Linked DNA regions of Mus musculus: region 2 is linked to region 1. A link is a loop called in an ENCODE intact Hi-C map of the cell type or tissue named here. Cell type or tissue: heart. All regions are shown on one strand. Links, peaks and the distances in the headings refer to the core of each region. The heading gives the core; the rest is flanking DNA. Region 1 overlaps Pbrm1 (polybromo 1). Region 2 holds the start of Nisch (nischarin).

Region 1 (11,431 bases), core at 5,722-8,221:
ACTGTCAGCTTGCCTGCCTTTTTGTTTTTCCTCTCTACTTCTAACTGTTCTCTAGCTTAAAACAACAAAGCATTCCTAACTAAGGTGACTCAAACTGGCTCTCCGAAATTTTAATCTCAACACTGCCTACCTACATTGATAATCTAGCACTATTGGACTGAACTAGCCCTTGGTAATATCATGGTTTTTAAAATTGAACAGAAAATATGCATTAATACAAAAACAACCCATGGAAACACCCACGAGTAGCACTGTCAGGATGTTTAAGATCACATGAAACTGGAGTGTGGCTTACACTCCAAGTTCACTTACACTCTCAAGCACTAACACAATGGCTTCCCACAATAGCCCAGAAGCAGCAACATAGCGCTCCCTCCTCCTCCTCCTTCCCAAGGTCCTCGTGCTGCTGTGTGCTCGAACTTACGCCGTCAGCCAGTGTGCCTTGATTGTCTTGCCCATCTTCGTCATCATCTTCATCGTCTGCTTCTCCTTTCTGAACAAACTCATTTCTTGTTCGAAGGTACAAATCCCAGAGTTTACAAGCAGCTTTATACTCAGGGGAATCTGGCTATACATTAGCAAAGAGAAAGAAAGGAACATTTACTTTTATTGACGACTCAATCCCTAGTTTTAAATCATACTGTTTAACAAAGAACTGCTATTTTTTTTTTTTTTCAGAAAACCTTCTCTTTTTTTTGTTTTTGCTTTTGTTTTCAAGACAGGGTTTCTCTGTGTAGCCCTGGCTGTCCTGGAACTCACTTTGTAGACCAGGCTGCTCTCAAACTCAGAAATCTGCCTGCCTCTGCCTCCCAAGTGCTGGGATTAAAGGCGTGCGCCACCACTGCCTGGCCCAAGAACTGCTAATTTAAGAGACAAATCTGAAAATACAATTATTATAATTACTTCAAAAAAATTTTTTTTCTTCAGAGATTTATTTATGATTATACATAAGTACACTGTAGCTGACTTCAGACGCACCAGAAGAGGGTGTCAGATCTCATTATAGGTGGTTGTGAGCCACCATGTGGTTGCTGGGATTTGAACTCAGGACCTTTGGAATTGTAGTAGGTGCTCTTCATCACTGAGCCACCTCGCCAGCCCTACTTCAAAATTCTCATGATTAGAAGATATGCACAACTTAGTCCATCTTCTAAAACAAAAAAGAAAAAATGGCTATTCATTTTAAAGACATTTCTGAAGTAAATTTACAGAAGCACTTGAGGCAGAAGACAAATTATTTGCTAACTTAAAATTAATTATAAAAATTCCAATGTAAAGACCTATTATAAAAGATAGAAATAACTAGTGAAATTATTTCTACTTTGCATTAGACTAACAGCAAACTTCAAAAAACAGAAAGAATTAAGCTACCTAAAAAACAATACCTAAATACACAAAAGCAGACGAAGTTTTCAAAGACACAAGACGTGAGGAAAGTCTTTGTGGTGTGAATGAAAATGGCCCCACAGGCTCATAGGGAGTGAAACTATTGGACTGCTCTTCCAGAGGTCCTGAGTTCAATTTCCAGCAACCACATGGTAGCTCACCACCATCTGTAATGGTCTGATGCACTCTTCTAGTGTGTGTCTGAAGATAGCTGCAGTGTACTCATATAAATAAAAAATAAATAAGTCTTTAAAAAAAAAGCACTAGGATTTTTTTGGCTTTGAGGACTCACACAACAGCTCACAACCATCTATAACTTGTTTTAGAGAATGGACCATCTCTTCTGGCCTCTATGGGCACTGCATATACATAATGTACTTATATGCATATGGGCAAAAGACACTCACACAAACACACATCTTTTTAAGTTACTAGGTGTGATACATGCACCTATAATCCTAGTATTTTGAAGATAGAGGAAAGAGGATCAGAAGCTCAAGTATATAGTATTCCCAAATTAAATAAAGACATAAAATATAAATGATTTTTTTTAAAAAATTTATAAAATTAGATACATTCCAAAACTGACGCTTTCTTACCTTATAGTAGGCCTTTGCATTGTTAAAAAGCAGCTGGAAGTCAGCAGTCAGTAGATTAACATCATCATACTCTTCCATTTTAAGTTTCTGTTGGATTTTCATCAAGTCAATGGGCTGAGAAACCACTTCATAATAGTCTGGTTGATTTCTGTTATAATTTAAGTATGTTTAAATAACACGAATTCAAAGCATATAAAAAGTTTTATTTCAAATCTATCTGTATAATATCCAACACATGAAATAACAAATCTAATTACAAATTCCCCAAGAGACTCTCCCTCATTACTAGAAAAGGAAATACCAAAAGCAAGATGCAGGTGTGCTCTCTTTTCAAAATACATACTTCATACAAAAAAAAAAAAAAAAAAAAAAAAAAAACCTAAGTTAACATTGATGATCAGGTTTATATGCCAAATATCTAAGGTTAAATATAAATATAATTATCTAAGGACTAAACCGATGTGAATAGTATCGTCTATAAACTTCCTCATTCCAAAATGGCTTACAACAAAATTCAAAGTTACACAATGAGTCAAGCATAGTGGCACACCTTTAATCCCAGCATTAAAGAGACAGAGGTGGGCAGATCACATAATCTGAGGTAAGCCTGGTCTACACAGTGAGTTCTAAGACAACTGGAGCTACATAATGAGACCCTGTCTTGAAAAAAAATATATAAAATAGGTTATTGTTTTCTCACTTAGTAATCACAAGGCCTTTTCTGGCCATGTACTATTACTTCTATGAAGTATAATCAACTAATAAACTTAGAAAGGAGACAGATGCTTACCAAATGTAAAAGATCTAAAACTGTATCTAAATACAATGGTCTAAGAATAATAAACAAAAAATTCTGATAGTGGGAATAGTGAAGTAACTCTGTGGCAGGGTCCTTGCCTAGAATGAGCAAGGCAGGGCTGGTGAGATGGCACAGTGGTTAAGAGCATCGACTGCTCTTCCAAAGGTCCTGAGTTCAAATCCGAGCAACCACATGGTGGCTCACAATCATCTGTAACGAAATCTGATGCTCTCTTCTGGAGTGTCTGAAGACAGCTACGGTGTACTTACATATAATAAATAAATAAACAATATTTAAAAAAAAAAGAAAAAGAAAAAGAATGAGCAAGGCCCTGGTTCAACCCTCAACACCACCAATGGGGAAAGAGATGGAAACCCAGGATAGTGACAAGAGATACACCCTGGAAAGGAGAGACACAGAGGGACACAAAGGAATTTCAGAGACAATTATGAGAATTAAGTTCCTAAGATAATTTCTTAGGGCTCATGACATTTATTATTTTCTGTTTTTTTTCTAAAGGAGTTCCACAAAACAAGCAAACCTAAAAAATAATCTAAGTGATTACTTTCTCAGTTTCCCAACAGGGTTACTTTGCTCCCTTTTAGATGTGTAACAGAAAAGTGAATACAGTCAAAGACTGCCCTGGTCACTGACGGTTCAATGCCTTTGGAGAGTCTATAGTCATTTTCCATTATGTACATCTGCTTTTAAGTCTGTCATAAAAGTTCTAAGAACGTGATCAGCAAATCAGCAAAATACTAAACAGAGAAGGAAGTGCTCCCGAGCCTGATAACCTGAGTCCAATCTCCAGAACCGAAACAACTCCTCCAAGTTGTTCTCTGACCTCCAGACATGTACACTTGAATGAACGTGTGCACAAAATTTAGTAAATGTTAAAAAGTGTACTTTTAATGTTAAGAACATCCTAAAAAACTTATTTTCCAAAACAACTGAGTTAAGCGCTGACATATGTTTGAGTACTTGTTTTTCTTTTTTTTCCTTTTTTGAGACAGGGTTTCTCTGTGCTGTCCTGGAACTCACTCTGTAGACCAGCCTGGCCTCGAACTCAGAAATCTGCCTGCCTCTGCCTCCCAAGTGCTGGGACTAAAGGGGTGCGCCACCACGCCCGGATGAGTACTGATTTCATACAATCAAGGGACCACTATTCAAAACCAGGAGACAAACTTGGCTATGGTACCATCTTATCTGTTTATTCTATTTATATTCTGCCAGCTATTCCAATCTTGTCCTTCACAGTGAAAAAAATTGAGTACAGAAATCCTGCTTTCATTGTATTTTCTTAGTTTCTTTCATTCTAAATAACTACTCAGCTTTCCTTGATTTTCATATATTTTTGAAGATTACAGGCTAGTTATTTTGTAAAGCATTACTCAACTGGAATGCTTCTTCTGGCTTCCTTTGAAAATAAAGCCCTGTTCTTTACAGAACAGAGTGTAGTAGAGATGATGTGGCAATACTCACAATTTTACCAGCTTACACATGGTTCTGTCTTATTTTATTAATCTGATAAGGTTACCTCTGATCATTTGATCATGGCAGTGTTTGCTAGGTTTCTCTACTGTTTCATTTAAACAGGGAAATACAGTCAGAAAGCCCATTCTTGCCATACTTTCAATTTATTCATTTTTTATTTTCATATGGGTTCCTGAGTTACTACTTTACCAAATGGGTTAAAGGTTATAATGATAGCAATGATTATTATTTTTGAGACAGGGTCGCAACTAGGTAATCCTGGCTGTTCTGAATCTCACTATGTAGGCCAGGCTGGTCTTGAATTCACACATATCTACCCACCTCTCAATGCCATCACATACAGCCTATGTTATTACCAAACTGCTTCAATGTCTAGCGAGTGGGTGTTCTGTTAGTGTACTTCTATATTTTGTTTTAATTTTTCATGTTTTGAGACAGGGCTTCACTATATAATCCAAGCTGACCTAGAATCTACTATGTAGCTCAGGTAGGCCTCCCAATCATGATCCACCTGCCCCAGTCTCAGCTGACAGTATCTATTTTCTATGTTGTTCTAACATGTTCCCATCACTTTCCATGTACTTGATTATTTCCTGACACCAAAGAGTTCTCCAGGATCATCCCAGTCTCTGCTGAGTGCTGTATATGCTCATTTCATGCTGTGTCAGTGGAAAGAGCTAGGGAATACAGATATGCTTATAAATAAATACATTTGCAAAGATCTCTGAATCTACATACATTAAAAACCATGAAAATCAACTCCTGCAACAACTCCATATACGCAATGTAGCATACACACACACACACGCAAATAAGTATCTTGATGAATAAAACTGAAATTAAGATTAAAAATAAAAAAAAAGACTAAAATTGAACCCCAGACTTAACCCACTCCTTATGAAAAAATAATTACCAAACACCCTAACTTTAGACCCCGTGTCAAATCTTCCCAATTGCCAGGCAGTGGTGGCGCACGCCTTTGATTCCAGCGCTTGAGAGGCAGAGGCAGGCGGATTTCTGAGTTCGAGGCCAGGCTGGTCTACAAAGTGAATTCCAGGACAGCCAGGGCTACACAGAGAAACCCTGTCTCAAAAAACAAAACAAAACAAAACAAACAAAAATTCTTCCCACTTATCTAAGTTTCCCACCTCACCTCCGCTTTGGAGCCCTAATGAACAGCTCACAGAGGAGTCTGCCCTGTTCATCCTTATAGTCTCGGATGGTGTTATAGAGTTCATGGCACACAGCAATCTACACAAAGGAAGAAAAGAAAAAGAATCACCAAACAACATCCAATGAAGGCCTATCAACAATTCTTTATTAAAAACATCTCCAGAAAAGGAAAATAGAGAAGAAAAGGAAAACCTCCAAAGTACCCAATGGGGTCCCCAGTCTGCTACATGCTGAGAGGACATAGTTTTTAAATAATGTATGGGAGGCAGAAGTAGGAGGTAGCTCCAATTTAAGGCCAACCTGGTCTACAGAGTGAGTTGTAGGCCAGCGAGGGCTATCTATATAGTAAGACCCTGCCTCAAAACACCAAAATAATTATATAAATAAACTAACAGAAAATACTCTCAAGTTTTTGTAACTTTTATTAGATCTGTGTCCCCCACCTTCATTTCCTGGTACTAAGATCACAGATCATTACCATGTCTGATTCTGACTTTCTTTTAAACTAAATCAGCTTATTGGCTTATATAACTCTCCTGCTTAAAAATAATCTAACTTAAAAAAATAAAAGTTTGGGGGTCTGGAGAGATGGCTCAGCAGTTAAGAGTGCTGACTGCTCTTCCAGAGGTCCTGAGTTCAATTCTCAGCAACCACCTGGTGGCTTGCAACCATTTGTAATGGGATCCTATGCCCTCTTCTGGTGTGTCATGTATTCACATACATAAAGTAAGTAAATCTACAAAAAATAAAAAAGGAAAGCTGGAGCTAGAGAGATATCTCCCTGGTTAAGAATTCTAGCCACTCTTTCAAAGGACCTGAGTTTGACTTCCAGGACCTACATGGCAGCTCATAACTGCCTACAGCTTGAGGTCTAGGGTGTCTGACACCCTCTTTTGGTCTCCAAGAACACAATGCCTTTACATACAGGCAAAAAATTCATACTCATAAAAAAATTTAAAAAATAATTTTTAAAAAGCCACCTAAGGGGGAGGGGTATGGGATAGGGGGCTTGTAGAGGGGAAACCGGGAAAGGGGTAACATTTGAAACGTAAATAAAAATAAAGCCACCTAAGCTGGGCATTAGGGAAACACAACTTTAATTCTAGTACTGAGAGTCTAAGACAAGAGGACTATGCACTCAAGCACGCACATTAACCTACTAAGCTAACTCACTAATTCCTCTTTTCCCACGTGACATACTCTTCTTCTTAGAACTTCCTACTAGGTGCCAGTACTTTATTGGAATCTATGCTTCATGTGAAAATGGAGATAGCCTCAAATATAGTCATATCTCAATAACTTGAACAGTGCTCACAACTTGCTGCCAACCCTTACCTGAGCTGGTTGCTAGAACCCACATGGCAAAAGATGACGACTTGACTCCCTCAAGTTGCCCACTCCCCTCTATACTGGCCACAGCATATATATTCAGTGCTCACCATATACCCACCCACTCCTCCTTTTTTTAACATTTATTTATTTAATGTAGGAGTGTTCTATCTGCATGTACACCTGCATGCCAGAAGAGGGCACCAGATCCCATCACAGATGGTTGTGAGTCATCACGTGGTTGCTGGGAATTGAACTCAGAATTTCTGGAAGAGTAGCCAAAGCTCTTAACTGATGAGCCATCTCTCTAGCCCCTAACCACATATTTTTTTGTTGAACAAATATATAACACAACGCACTAATATTTTAACTTCAAAATATTAAATGATACCATTACTGTTAAGACTTGAGGCTATAAATATACTTCTATATACCTATCAAACCAGTTGGGGGGGGGGGAGGCCATGTAGATGTTCAACTGCTTCAAAGAAGGAAGAGTAGGATTACCATGGGAAATTGGGCAGAAGCCATGACTTAGATACTTACAGGATCTACAGTTGGAAGATTGGACAGTCTTCTCCTTTTCCTGCTTGGGCCTGGTGTAGGCACAGAATGGTGCCCGTCATCAAAGTCTCCACTGACACTGCTGGAAGGAGAGGTGGCTCTTCTTCTCTTGGAACCCATGGAATCCAACTTCTTCTGTAAGAAATAATTAGCCAAGTTCTTATATTTAATCTTTAACAATGTCAACAAACTCTTAGCAGGGCACATATCACCAAACTTCTCATTCATTTAAGATAGCTGATAGAGTTTTTTTTTTTTCCCCCCAGAGGAATTGAACTAGCTTTAAGTTCTTTTGTTAATTTAAGTGCTAGACCTCAATGATTTTTTAGCCTTTTACTTATCAGAATGCTGTACCATCAAACTCTGATAGGATAAATTTGGCAGAAGTATACACATTTGTATGTCAATAATTCTAAATTAGCCATTTCTTGCTCCAGATTTATCTTGGAATGTGGCTTCCTAATTCATGTATAGTCATTTTTTAAAAAAAGTATTATTTTTTATGTGTACAGGTGTTTTGCCTGTGTAAGTATCTGTGCACCACATGTGTGCCTGATGCTAGAGAAGATCAGAAGAATGTATCAGATCTCCTGCAACTGGAGATACAAATGGTTGTAGGCTGCCAAGTAGGTGCTGGGCAATAGCCCCAGGTTCTCTGGAAGAGCAGCCAGCACTTAAACACTGAGCCATCCTTCTAGTCCTCTAGTCTTCAATAGTGCACTGGAAGCACTGGTCCCTAAGACCCTGAGGCCCAGGTACACATGGGGACTCTAAGGTCATTACCAAGGGTTAGTAACTTCAGCTGCTTTCCTGAATGTAACTAATACCTCAGTGGGCCACAGTGTAGAAAATGAAACTAAGAAGCAGTATCTGAAGCAAAGGGGATGGAGCAGTAAACTTCTTAGCACTGGAGAAGTACCCTAAAATTAACACCTTGAAAATGAATTATCCTCTTAAAGCAGAATTCATAAAAATACCTCTGTGAAACAATGTAAGTTTTGTTTTATCTGGGAAGAAATAGCAACTTGTACACTGAACTCTTCTATTAAGTCTTTCCTTTCAGTAAGAGATGTCCACTATACTCACAGATTTTGGAAAATAGCTTTAAGTCTTATTAGAATTAGACGATCTGGAAGAACATGCTATACACATGGGTTCTTGGGTAACGAATGTGTAGACATTTAGAAACACAAACACTTGTTGTTAGCTTGACTGATATTTTTGTTTGTCTGCTGACTTCAGCATTTTTATTGTTATTTGCAGTACTAGGGGCTGAATGTAGTACCTTTCACATGATAGGAAAGTGCTCCAACACTGAGCCCTATCATTAATACAAAAGGAACTCTGTGTGTGTGCCTGTCTGTCGCTGTGTGTGCAGGACATAAGTTGATGTTGGATGTCTCCATTTAGCACTTTCCCCTAACCCTGGAGAATATCTAGTCAGTCAGTGCCTGAGACCTACTTATCTGTTCCTCCAGTGAGGGGCTACAGACCCTACCACCCACACATGGCTTTTATGTGGGTGCTGGGGATCCAAAGTCAGAGCCTCATTTTTGCACAAGAACTTTAACCACTGAGATACCTTCCTAATCCTATAAGACACTATTCTTTGATAGGTGCAGTGGTGCAAGCCTTTAACCCCAGCACTTGACAAGAAAGGCAGAGGCAGGGGGAATCTCTGTGTGCTCAAGGCCAGAATGGTGTACATACTGACATCTAGGTCAGCCAGGGCTACATACTACCTCAAATAAAAAAATAAAAATAAACTACTTTTTAACTTTACAATATACGCATTTGGCTATAAGAAATGCAACCACAGAAATAAATTACTACAGTTAAAGGGTATAAACCCAAGGAAGTCCTACAATGCTTATATAGTTTAACAGTAGTATCAAATAGTGCATTGTAATTTCAAAGGACTTTCCTAAAGCTAAAAGTAACAATAGACTTTATTAGTTTCACTAAATAAACAACAGTAGACCAGTGGCTGCCAGTATTACAGAGAGAAAACTGGGGATCTCCAGGAAATAGAAAGCAAGAACAAAACAAACAAACAAAAAAATCCGTTGAGCAACTAAGAAACAAGAGGAGTCTTCTGTCTCTTGCTTTGAACTATAAAGTCCACACACTGTTTAAAACAGAACCCACAGTGATCATGTTCCTTCCTCTAGGCTTTGGTTTATTACCAAGTATATTAGTTTGAAATTGACTAAAAGTGGTTAACAGCTTCTAAAACCTTAAGTCAAGAACACTTAGGTACTGTTGTTGTTATAAAAGACTGCTAACTGGCCACAATGCCACAATTTAATGAAGTTAAGGACTAATCCTTGGAAACACTCTGATAAACACAGGAGGGACTCAGATGGGAAGAAATACTATAAAATTCAGAATGCTGAAGGGAAAAGGTAAAGAACGACAGAAACAGGAAAGGGTGAAGATGATCAGTAATTTACCAGCTTTACCAGAGCACAACCAGCGCCTCGAAAAGCCAATCTCCTCATTATGTCTGCAGGCCAACTGAAGCCCGTGAGAGAAGGGAGGGCTTATTCAGTTAGTCTATTCAGAACTGAAAGAGAAGAACAAGGCAGAGAAAGGGGAAATAGGGGGATAAATGAGTTACAAACAGACAGAAAACATACATTCAAATAGAATTGCTAAAGTGAGAGATACAGGCACATCAGTCAGCTCTCAGGTGCACCTGACATTTCTTTCCTTTAACAACCCAATGCTTCCACATGCTTAGAAATGTCTCACTGAGTTCACCTTTACTCACATGAAATGACTGTCAACTCCAGGAATGAAGCATGCCTGCCCAAGTGCCCCCTAGTCAATAAGAGCAGAGTTCAATCACAGAGCTGGAATGGAGAGTGCACACATGTGGGAGGCTCACATGTGACACCAAGTGTTGGCAAGCTGGAACAAACCAAGAACGGCTCATGAGAGCAAACTCTACAAAATTCTTCCTCCCCTCCACCCAAGCATCAGAGAAAAACATTTCTTTCCAAAAGCTCTATCTGCACTGGAAAGACACAGCATTTAAGTTTTAACAGGGCTTTAAAAAGTCTTCAATTATCTTGGCAATTCAAAATAACTGCTTTTTATAACGCACTGGAAAACAAATGACAAAAAAATGTAAATTATTAGTTTTGAATATATTGTAATTTTAGATGACACAACAACCCAGACCCCTTAATCTTTAATACACTTTCAAAAGATAAAAGATACAAGAGAGGGATTTTAAAAAATATTTTCTTATCCGAAGTATATACCTTTTAACTTGTAATGTGAAATAATCGATCCACACTTAGGAGTCAGACCTTCCACTCTAGTTATCTGTATGATGCTAGCCAAACTACAACTCAGATCAGTTTCTTTATCTTCAAATGCAAACAAGGGCTAGCAATAGCTAAGTTGGAAGAGTGGTTGCCTAGCAGATTGGAAGGCCCCAGGTTCAATCCCAGCACCACGTGGAACTGGGCATGGTGGTACACACATGGAATACTACCATTAAGAAAGTGGAAACAGGCCGAGCGTGGTGTACATGCCTTTAATCCCAGCACTTGGGAGGCAGAAAAACAAAATTTTGCATAATTTAAAAACAGTCTCTAAGTACTACTTCATTATTTCTTTATCCATAAGCAGAAAACAAATGATTCTGGGGTTTAATTTCAGATGTTAGGATGGCCTTATTTACAGTAAAAAATGCAAGTGTCTGACAATGAATCTGGATACTCCCAGTGCACAATAAATACTTCAGAAGTCTGGGAAGAGGAAAATCAAAGTACTTGCCATGCAAGCATGAGGGCCTGAGTTCAGATCCCCAGGACCCACAACAAAAGCTAGGCACAACTGTGTGGCCCTCTGACCCCATCACTGAAGGTACAGAGGAGGTGTAAAGACATTAAGATCACTGGGGTTTGCTGGCGATCAGCCTAGTCAAACCCCAGCAAACTCCAGGTATATAATGAGAGAATTTGTCTTCAAAAATAAGGTAGCCCTGGAGAGATGGCTCAGAGGTCAAGAGCACTGGCTACTCTTCTATAGGGCTTGAATTAGATTTCTAGCACCCACATGGCAGCCATAACCA
Region 2 (11,431 bases), core at 3,391-5,890, 180 kb before region 1:
GCATCCTCATCACCTTGCCCAGCTCCTTGGTGCTGATGCAGCCATCCTCCGCGCCCAGGACAAAGATATCAAAGGCAGCCTTGAACTCTGGGTCCAACAGAGGGTGAGAAGATTGGATCAGCAGCCAGGAGGACACTAGGAATCCAGGTCCCTGGGGCCACCAGGAAATTGTCCACCTCCCTTCGAGAGTTCTTTGAGGTCACAGCAAGGAGAACCCTCAGATTATAGCCTCTAATCTGGGGTTCATTCCTGGAAAGGCGTCCCCCCTCTACGCCCCCCCAGCCCTGCTGTCCCCTCAATGGGAGACACTTACCATTCTTCTGCTCCTCTGTCAACTGTTCTACCTAGAGAGAAGAGGGGAACTCAGGACCTCAGGACCCAAGCTCAGGCCTTAGCAGACTTAGAGACTGACCCCATTCTACAGGTGGGAAGAATGATAACAGAAGGAGAATATATTCCCAGGTTACAAAGTCCTCCTTCCCTGCCCTAAGGTGACCCAGATGGTTTCTCAGAGGCTGGGCTAGGGCCAAGGTGACAGGCAGGCACCCCTCCCAGGACCAAGGTGTCCTGAGTGACAATAGTCATTGACCATTGCATGTCCTTTATGTCATCCTAATGAAACTTAAGCTGCATGGCCTGAGAGACAGCTGTCCCTCAGGTTGAGACAATAAAACGAATGTGGGGGCGAGCAAAGCCACCCACTGTAACCTGACCAGGGTGGCCACTGAGCTATTTTTAAAGGGGGACAAAGTTAAACCTGGTGATTGTTCTGGGGACTTTGGTATGCAGGGGGTGGGGTAGTGTTATCTGCCCCCCTGGCCTACTGGTGCTGCCTCAGGAGCCAAAATTAGTCCCCAGCCCCGCCAGGCCTTGTATGGGCACTGGGTGGAGGGCCACCCCCCTACTCCAGCTCCACAGACTCCTACAAGATAGCCAAGGATACCATAGGAACCAGCTGCAGCCCTTCCCTGCTCACAAGTGGGGCCATATTCCGGGGGTTGGGAGAGAATTTCCTGAGAACAGCTGTTTGCTAGGATTTTCTTGTCTCTGAAGCAGGTATATCAAAAGTCCCTCAGCGTCCCCAGGAAATCGAACAGTCTTAGGGTCACTGTTCTCTAACCCTGACTCTTATCACTCTCAACTCCTACCTAACCCCTGAGCCTGCCAGGGACTGAGGTTCCAACAAGCCATTCCTTCTTCCCTCCCTCTCCTCAGGCCTGTACCTTCAAAGCATCTTTCCCATCCCAGGACTCAAGTTCTCCAGCCCTCTCACAATTCCCTCCCACCTTCTAGAGCCTCCTCATCCAGCTCAGGGGCTAGAGGAGAGAGGCAGATCTGAGTATGTAAGAAGCAGATTGTGAGAAATGGAAGCTTGGGAGGGGGTGCGGGGCGCAGACCTGGAGACACACAGAGAGACAAAGACTCAGAGACATCGTGAGGAAGGAACAGAGATGGAAAGACCTTGTGAAAGACCAACAGATGTCTAAAGAATAAAAACACAAATACACTCAAGACAGTGACAGGTTAGAAACAGAGGGAGACACAGGATGCTGAAAGCTGAGACCATACCCCTAGCCACATTGACAAACCCCTGAATTGCTACCCTTTCTGCATCCCCCAAATGTCAGCTCAAGGGGCTGGGTTACAGGTGTGTGGGGACCCTTTTGAGTCCCCCATCACTTCCCTAGTGTACCCCTGTCCTCCATCCTTAGCTAAGGGAACCCCAATGGACCTACCCACCCTAACCCCTTAAAGATTCATCTCTCACCGCAGCTTTGTAGATGTCATCCATTCTGGCGACAGCTCACAGGACAGGCTACTGGGGTTGCCAGCCAGCCAGCCCTCTGCTTGGGCTTATATAGCCCTGCCTCCCTCCACCTCCTGCTACATTCCCAGCCCAGCCCACCACTGCCTGGAATATCCTCCACCCCCTCCCTGGTCCCTGTAATCTCAGGCTGGCCAAAGTCCCTGTATCATCTGCCTAGGGCCAGGAGCTATGAAGGACTGCAAGGACCAGGTCTCTTGCCATCTGTTCCCCAGACCCCACCCCACCCCCAGGGAAGTCTCAAGAAAAAAAAAAGAATGTATTGCTTTTATTTATGAGTGCATGTGGAAGTCAAAGGACAACTTGCAGGAGTCATCTATCTCTCTCTGCTACCTAGGTTCCCAGGAACCCAGGACTGAACTCAAGTTTTCAGGTTTGGGAGCAAGCACCTAAATGCAATACACACACACACACACACACACACACACACACACATCCTCAACAACCTCAGGAAAAAGTTTCCTGAATGAATGAAAATATGAGCACACAGGAAATGTGAAGTAAACAGTTCGGTCTTCTATGGAATCACAGTGACTTGCCTGAGGTCAAGCTGACCGGAGAATCCCTACCTTATATTACACCCCCTGAGAGATGGTAGCATGCCAACAGAGGCTGGCAGTGTAAGTCCTGCCAAGAAACACTTCCTATGCAAGGTTCAGAGTATAATATGACACTGGTAATGGAAGAAGTCACTGGCCCACAAAGAATAGGCTGGCCTGAAGCCCTTCAGCGGGATCTACCACGCCGCAACCTTCCATCTTTCAAGGACAACAATCAGTGTTCACTTCGGGTTTGAGTCAGCTGCATTCTGTGAGTCAACAAGTGTCCCTAAAGAACCCTATGTCTATCAGGATTCTCTCTTTTCCTCCTCCGGTTGGGTCATCTCTTCTCCAGCTAAGTCTTCCCTATGGTTGTTCCCTATGGATGTTTCTTCAGCCACGCTCTTGTGTCCAAGGCCTAGTCTGTCTCCTCCTCACCTTGAGCTCTTGCAGGATGTCATCTGGGAAACCAGATGGACAGCGCATATCTCTTCCATCCACCTGCACGTCTGCTGCATATAAGCTCTCCCTGAACACACCAGTGTGCCGCCTAGCACACTGCCAGGGGAAAGCCCGTGGGGTACTGAGCACTGCAGAATCACCACAATCAATTCTCCACCAGTACTTTTAACAACAAACCCCCCAAGTGTCGGAGAGTCCCTCTGGTCCTTGTTCCATCTCTAAGTCTAGTCTTATTCATTTTGCTCTTGCTACACAGGGAATGAACCCAACAGCCAGGCGAGACCCTATTAATGTCCCCTCTGGAAACTGAGGCCAAGCGAAGCAGAGTGACTTCGGAGAGTTCCGAAGGCCCATGGCCTCTGCCCTTCCCTGCTGTGAGCCCAGCGGACAATGACCACAACTGCCCGAGGGGACAGAACGCCGCACAGGTATACAGAAAGCAAATTGGGCAAGCCCGCAGGAGCTGCGCATGCGTGCCACTGGTTGTGCTGTCAATTACGGGCAAGGGGCGGGGCGAGGACGCAAGCAGGCCGAGGGGCCAAGATGGCGTCGCGGGCGCGGGCGGGGGGCAGCGGGGGCTGGGGGGCGGTGGGACGCTGACCCCGCCCCCTGCTGCTGCCACTCTGCGCCGGGCGTCGGCAGCGGTGGAGCCGGCAACATGGCGGCTGCGACACTCAGCTTCGGCCCTGAGCGGGAGGCCGAGCCTGCCAAGGAGGCGCGCGTCGTGGGTTCTGAGCTCGTGGACACGTACACGGTGTGCTGGGGGGCCGCGAGCGTCCAGAGCGGGCTTAGCGCCTGGAACCCGGAGTTCTCGACCCAGGGGCTTTGAGAAGTGGGGGGTGGGGGGGGCCTGGGTAGCACATTCGATGAGTGCGTGGAAGGTTCTGCGAGGTAGCGACGAGGGAGCCCGAAAAAAATGGGGGATTCGGAGGAAGGGCCGGGTCGCATAGGTTCTGGAGGAGGATCTAGGCGGGGCGCGGGAAGGGGGGCTGGGGAAAGGGTGCGCGACCAGAAAAGGAGACTTGTGTTGGAGCAATCAGAGGGTGGGGGAGGAGGGGATGGTGAGATGGAGGCCCTCTGGATCCTCCAGGCAAGGAAGAATGCCAGCCTAAGAGACCTTCATGGGAAGTCTGGGAGGAAGGGGACGCGGAAGGGGTGGTCTCTGGTCGATGGGACCAAGGGCCAGGGCTAGAGATCATCAGGTGGTGAAGGAGAGACAGCAGATCCCGATCTCCACCCCCACCAACCAAACACTAGTCGCAGTCCAGATCAGCCCTGCGAAGTGTGTGTGTGTGCGTGCGTGCGTGCGTGTGTGTGTGTGTGGGGGGGGGTGGTGGATGGAAAAATGAGCCCTCGGGGTCTGGGGAGAAAGGAATGGATCCCAGCCGTGCAGAACACAGAAGTTACCTCGAGGCCGAAGTACAGGGCCTGCAAACCTTAGGGGACGTCACGGCTTAGGGGAGAGGGACACGAGCTTCTAATGTATCCTTGTAGGCTACAAGGGAAAGCCAACAAAAAAGGAGGGTAGTTTCTGTGATGGCGTTAGACGCCCTTTGGGCCTGCATAGGGTTGGATGCTAGGCCCGAGAGCCTCGTGGGCAGCCTGCCAGGTGAAAACTTGCACTGTGGTGGGGGCCCACTGAGCACCTCCCGTCTCCTTGTCCTTTGTTCCCTGGAGGGTGGACAGAGGTAAGGGCCTCGGGCCTGCCTTTGCCCCACCCCACTGGCTCCCACCCTAATACCGGATCCTGAGGGCGATTCCTCTATCTAGTTCTTTCTCCCCGCTGCAAGGAAGAGAAGCCGCTAGCGGCTCCTTTTAGAGCAACAGGCTGGCTCTGGAGAAATGGCTGCTCCTGGGGTCAGGAATCAGCCTCGTTCACTGTTCCCACTAACCTCTCCGTGCTCCAGGCCGAGGAAGGGAAGCTAGGACCGTGGGGCTTGATCTAGTTAAGGAATGAGGTCACTCACCTAGGACTAGCTGCAGTCAGTAGAGGCTCTTTGTCCTTCCCCTTAGTGTCAGGAGCAAGGTGATGATCCAAACTGACCATCCTCATTTGTCACTGGGTGTGATGCACGGAATGTGACTAACATATCTATCTTCTGTTCCGTGTTAGGCCTTTACACTTAATTGCTTTACTTGGCCCACCAGGTTTTAAAATGGAGGAATTGAGGCCCAGAGAGAGCTTAGGTTCCCAGTCACTTACATAAGTGGCACATAAGCCACACCCAGGAAATGGGATAGCCAGATTTTGAACCCAGGTTTTGGTGGACGATTAACCACCAGAGCTATATCGCCTTCTGTTGAGGCTGATTGAGCCACCGCTGCCCCTGGAAGCCTGGTGATGCCTTGCCTCCTGGTTCAGCTGCCAAAGTCAAAACCACAGCTAGTGGAAGAGGTTGACTGAAGGCCTTGCTTCTAGGATGGAGTTAGGGCTCCTGGAAAGATGTATAGCAGAGACACTGGTGCTGCCTCACTGGGCTCTGCTCTGCCTCCCTTGGAAGGGGCAGCCTTGCCTATAGCACAAGTTGGGTTTTGAGTTATACAGAGACAGGAGGTAAAAAAAAAAAATCTAAGGAGGTGTGTGGAGCTAGTCACCCATACCATTCCTTCCTGATAATGGGAGCCAGAGCTCTTCTCCAGACCTTACAGGGCTGTCAAGGAGGCTGAGGAAAGCTGGGTGCACAGTGGGTGTGCAAGGATGCCTGACTCTGGCTTTTTGGGGAGTGGGGACTGAGTACCTTGCAGCTATTGTGAGTTGGGGTTCTCTTGTCACAAAAAATCATTTTTCCCTTTAGGTTTATGTCATCCAGGTTACCGATGGCAACCATGAGTGGACGATCAAACACCGTTACAGTGATTTTCATGACCTACATGAAAAGGTAATCTGAAGACCTTGGCACCTGTATCTCAAGGGGTGGGGCTTGTGGGCCAAGTCTCCATTGTGCCACATGTTAATTTTAGGGCAAAACTGCCTCCACATCTATTGCTTGTAAGTTTTAAAAACATTTATTCATGGCCAGGGTTATACCACACATACCTTTAATTCTAGCAGCACTTGGGAGGCAAAGGCATGTGAGTTTAAGGCCTGCCTCATCTACAGAGCGAGTTCCAGGGCTACACAGAACCTGTCTTATAAAACAAAACAAAAAAACAAGTGTGTGTGTGTGTCTGTGTGTGTCTGTGTGTGTTCTAGTGAGAGGAAGATGCACACGTGCCACAGCTCATGTGTAGAGGTCAGTTTGTGAGAGCAGGGTTCTCTTTCCACCATAGAGGCCCCAGGGATTGAACTTAGGTCATTAGACTTGGCAGCTCCTTTACCCGGTGAGCCCTCTCATGAGCTCTGTGACTTGCTGTAGTAAACCAGTTCCTTGATGCAGCACAAAGAACTGGTTGGTGCTAGGAATGCAACCTAGTGTGAGACAGTCTAAGGATAGAATATGTAAATTTTAATTTTAAATTTTAAAATTGCCATGCACCTCCAATATAAGACAGTCTCCTGAAGAGGGTACAGGTTTGAACTTGTCCCACAAAATATATTTTTATTCTCTAATAACAGATTGAAATTGTATTTTCCCTTTGCTTTTAGAAAGAGCTGCTTTCTGTGGGGCATTTGTAGTGAGCATGTCTTAAAGATACAAACTCCTTTTATTTCCAAACTTTAGGGACCGTAAGCACTACTTTTCTGAATATCCCCAAAGACTAAAGATGGCAATTTCTCACTTGGAATTGTATTAGTATTTCCAGTACTACTTGGATCCGAGGCCGGATTCCAGATGCATTAGTTGGAGCACTAATCCCGGCCCTGCTCCCAGCAGTGGTTGCAGAAGATACGACTGACGACTGCCTGCCTGGATCTGACACAGACGCAGGGCTTCTTGGTCTGTGTTTGATGTGCTTGTGTTCTCTTACAGCTTGTGGCAGAGAGAAAAATTGACAAATCTCTACTTCCACCCAAAAAGATAATTGGGAAGAACTCGAGAAGCTTGGTAGAGAAGAGGGAGAGAGACCTGGAGGTGTACCTCCAGACGCTCCTCACAACCTTCCCTGATGTGGCTCCCAGAGTTCTGGCCCACTTCCTGCATTTTCACCTCTATGTAAGTTCCTTTGGGGCTCTCTGCTTTGCCTATGAACCCACAGCCACCAAAGCTGTAGGCCTTGGCTTTGAGGAGACACAGACTGGACCCTGGCCCTGAGGTTACCTGACAGAGGGTTAGAGGCAGATGGTACACAGTCACATTTGTGTTGGTGGGTTTATATTAAATTGGACTGGCCATGTATTTTCTTCTACTTCATGACATTTTACTTTGCAGAAATAGCCCATGGTTTGGTTTTTTGTTTTTGTTTGTTTTGTTAGATTTATTTATTTTATGTATATGAGTACATTGTAGCGGTCTTCAGACACACCAGAAGAGGGCATCAGATCCCATTACAGATGGTTGTGAGCCACCATGTGGTTGGAATTGAACTCGGGACCTCCGGCAGAGCAGTCAGTGCTCTTAATCGCTGAGCCACCTCTCCAGCCATAGGCCATGGTTTTTAAGGTAGATTTCCCTCAATTGGGTGAGCATGGAGGAGAACTGTGTAATGCCTGGCATACACTTAGGGTTGCCATGTGGGCTCAGACTCAGTACCAACAATGGAGCTGTTCATTCTTTTCTACTTTTAAGATTATGTTATTTATGCGTAGGGTGCGTGCATGCCAGGTAAATGCGTGCAATCCAGAAGAGAGTGTTGGGTTTCCTGAGGTTGGAGTTACAGGTGGCACAGGCCAGGCCACCTGCTGAACTGGATTCGGACATGTACTCTTGGGTTTTTTTGTTTTTTTGTTTTTGTTTTTGTTTTTTTGGTTTTTCGAGACAGGGTTTCGAAACCCTGGTAGCCCTGGCTGTCCTGGAACTCACTCTGTAGACCAGGCTGGCCTCGAACTCATCCTCCTGCCTCTGCCTCCCAAGTGCTGGGATTAAAGGCGTGCGCCACCACTGCCCGGCTGGACATGTACTCTTAACTAAAGAATTGCCATCATGGGACTCATGGTCGACACCCCCACTGGCAGTGTACTGAAGCTGAGGGGACACACTTCTTTTGTATGGGACAAGGCAGCATAGATCAGCTCTGTGCTCCCTGCTGGGTAGAGAATGGTGTGCCACTGCTGACAGAGTAAATCACCCTGAGCAGACGCTTCGTCAGTTTGTAACTGTCCAGAGACACAGAGTGGGACCATGTCTCAAAAATGGTAAGTAAGTAAAAAGTAATTTAGTTGTCAGACCTTGGGGAGGGTAGTTTAGCAAGCAGTGTGAAATGAAAATTTCAAAAGCTACTAGCAGTTTACTTCTGAGAGTTTATTCTCAGGAAAGATAGGGTAACTCTAAAGGGACACGTGAAGAAAGGCAGTCATGTCAGGATTCAGAGCAAGATACTGAAGACAAGATGAGAACACTGGGAAGAACTTTCATTTAAAAAAAAAAAAAATCAAGCCAAGCCAGGTATGACGGGACACACCTGCAGTTCTAGCACTTTCCAGACTATAGTTCAAAGCCAGCCTGGGCTACATATCAAGACTTGTCTTGAGAATCCAAACAAGGCTGGGTATAGTGGCACATACCTTCTATCCCAGCAGGCAGAAGCAGGCAAATCTCTTAAGGCCACACAATGAGAATTTTGTCTCCAGTGAAACAACAAAACAACAAAAACGTGGTCAGCCATGCAACTGGAGATTCTGTTGTGGTATGGCTGAGGCCCCACTGCCATGGGAAGATAAACATGCAAGAGCAAGTCCTACCGTGCAGGCGCACACCTTTGTCCCAGCGCTCAGGAGGCAGAGGCTGGGGGATCTTTGTTCTAGGCCAATCAAGGATACACACTGACACTCTGTCTCACCCCCCTTCTCACCCTAAAGACCCACAAAAGGACAGGTTGTAAAACGGTATGTAGACTAGGGTTCTGGTTTTATAAGAAAAAGGGTCACATAGAAATCATTATCTATGAAAAACTACATGTAGAAGTTTTCTTTCAGAGGTTTTCTGATAACATTTAATATTTAATTATTTTCCCCTTAAATGATGAAGGTAGCTTTGCCTTATTGGAAGTACCTTCTTTAAAAATTTTTTGAAATTGCAAAGTAAGACTTGTGGGCATTATTAGCCTGAGATTGGGGTTTGCTGATGTGGCTAGTGTCCTGCCACTGAGCTGGGAGGTACTGTACACAGTTAGACATGGTTATATACCAGATCCTGTTGTAAATGGTTTGGTTTTGTTGTTGTTGTTGTTTTTAATTTCTTTATGTTAGAAAAAAATTCTCCCTTGCTATGTGAGTCTGTTAAATAAACGTCACAAAACTTCCAATCTCCACTGAAGAATGAAACCTGATAAACATCTCTTTGAAGGTCTGGTTTATTGCTTAAGTCTGTGTCTTTGGGGAGAGATTTTCCTGGCTGCCTCAGGTTTGCCCAACTCTGATCTGGGAAAGGTCTAGAATGTTCTTTTCAGTTGGACTTTCCTGCGATAGTCTGGGGCCAGCCTAACTCTTGTGGTTCTGGTTTGACGCATGGCCTCGGAGCTGTTTGGACATACTTGACTTTGTTAATATCAAACATATACGTTGGTCGTATAAATCTAAGGCTTTTAAAAGTAACGAGCCTGTCATTGGATGAGCACAGGGGTTCTCAGCCATGGCACTGCTGTCACTCTGAGCTGTGAGGGACAGTAGCACCCCTGGCCTCCGTCCACCCGAAACCATTTTCCTTCCCAGTTCCATCAGGTACAACTCCACTCTCTAGAGGAGCCGACGCCCATCTTCCAGGGGTGGGGGAGCGTAGTGGGGGCAAAAATCACCCAGTTGAGAACCACTGGGTTAGCTCTCCATTTAAATTTGATCCCACGCAGGGTGATAGCACTGTTAGCTTTTTTGTGGGGGTGGGGTGGGGAGGCTCTCTGGGGAATCTTTTCTTCTTAGCCATCATCTTCCTCAGAGTTGTTCCTGACGTGTGTCATGTGCAGACACTGGAGGAGGCAGATGGACATGGAGATCTCTATTTGGCCATGGTGTGGACTGTTTACATTTTACTTTGTTAGGACAGGCTCTCACTATATAGACATAGTTGGCGTAAGATTGGCTCTGTAGCCCAGGGTGGCCTTGAGCTTGCAGTGACTTCCTGCCTTCCTCCTGCGAACTGCAGTTACAGTATATGTCCACATAGCTGGCCTTTTGAGGGGGCTTGTTTGTATCAAGAAGGGTTTCTTTGTGTAGCCCTGGCTTTCTTGGAAACTCACTTTTTAGATTAGGCTGGCCTCAAACTCAAGAGATCTGCCCGCCTGCCTTTGCCCTTCAAGTGCTGGGATTAAAGACATGGCGCCACCACATCTAGCTTCGTACCCGGCTTTTTGTCGTTTTCTCTTTGTTTAAGAGGAGGATTACTTTTAGATCGGGATATCATTCACGTACTATAAAGTTTAGTAAGTATACAATTCAGTAGTTTCTAGTTGACTCACGGAGAATTGTGAAATGAACACCACTGTCCAAATTCCAGAACACTTAGCCCTAGCTGTGTCTAGGGGCAGTAAGTATTTGTCCCCCTCCTTCCCACCCTGACAGTCACTGCCTTGCTTTCTGTCCCTAAGTTTGCTTGTTCTCAGTGTTTCAGATAAGTGGTTCATACAACAGGTAGCAACTTTGGCATTAAACTTTTAGTCCTTTTATGATTAATATGGTCTTCAGTTACTACATTCAGAAATCCCTTTTTGTCTGTGACTTAATCCCATGGTTTCTGTTGCATATTGGCAACCATGCTTTGAAAATGTTAAATGTAGACTCCAGAAGTTTCATTTTTCATGAATTTTAAAGTACATCCCGTTCTGAGTGGTGTGGTGGTTCCGTCGCTCACAGGATTTGGCATCTTTTCTGGTGTTTCCACACTGTGCATACATCACTTAGTAGCCATCTCAGTTGTCAGATCATGTGTTCCAGTATCACAGTGCCGTGTCCAGGTAACTGACTATGTGACAGTAACCCGAAGCACCTGAGCCATGGTGCTGGCCATTCAGATGTGCCAAAATGTGCCACGAATCACGTCCTGTGAGTGCAATGGTCAAAGAAAAAGATACTTTGAAAGACCACACTGCATCATTTTTTTTAAAGATTTATTTATTTTATGTATATGAGTACACTGTAGCTGTACAAGATGGTTGTGAGCCTTCATGTGGTTATTGGTAATTGAACTTTCTTAGGACCTCTGCTCGCTCCAGTCAACTCCACTCGCTCAGTCCCTGCTCCCTCCGGCTAAAAGATTTAATATTATACATAAGTACACTGTAGCTGTCTTCAGACACACCAGAAGAGGGCGTCAGATCTCATTATGGGTAACCACCCGTAATAAATGAGATTTATTTATTTTGTATATATGAGTACACTGTAGCTGTACAATGCAGTATATGAACTGTTTTGAGCATCTGTGGGTTTTAGAGCATGCCCCCTGTAGGTAAGGAGGGACTGCCACACCATATTGTGTTTTTCCTTCACCATCCCCTTATGTAAGGTGATAAATATATTGCAAGGCCCCCAGTAAAGAGCTAAAAGCAGGGCTAACGACCCTACCCATGCATACACAAA

The links. A loop is a pair of places that touch in the nucleus more often than their neighbours do. Peaks named below come from ENCODE experiments on the same cell type or tissue, not always from the same donor. Only the 100,000 strongest peaks of a DNase experiment are listed, where the experiment ranks them.
Region 2: it touches region 1 in a loop (2.6-fold over the local background); 8 of 42 quality-filtered maps call a loop at or near these places.

Annotation. Positions count from the first base shown.
Region 1 is chr14:31,021,546-31,032,976 of GRCm38, reverse strand. Pbrm1 (polybromo 1) reads right to left here. Exons shown (of 33, transcript NM_001081251.1): 2 at 10,118-10,257; 3 at 7,327-7,479; 4 at 5,432-5,529; 5 at 1,986-2,133; 6 at 425-568. The coding sequence starts at 7,464. Among named protein-coding and RNA genes, the nearest start is that of Pbrm1, 8.1 kb to the right of the region's middle. In heart, for the core only: a CTCF peak has its summit at 6,985 (motif pointing right); no DNase peak of the experiment used is centred there.
Region 2 is chr14:31,198,716-31,210,146 of GRCm38, reverse strand. Nisch (nischarin) reads left to right here and starts at 3,321. Exons shown (of 21, transcript NM_022656.2): 1 at 3,321-3,580; 2 at 5,622-5,705; 3 at 6,738-6,920. The coding sequence starts at 3,485. Tnnc1 (troponin C, cardiac/slow skeletal) reads right to left here and starts at 1,835. Exons shown (of 6, transcript NM_009393.3): 1 at 1,769-1,835; 2 at 314-344; 3 at 1-87. The coding sequence starts at 1,792. In heart, for the core only: a CTCF peak has its summit at 3,478 (motif pointing left); DNase peaks (open chromatin) are centred at 4,076, 4,496 and 5,156; H3K4me3 peaks cover 2,485 bases; H3K27ac peaks cover 2,048 bases.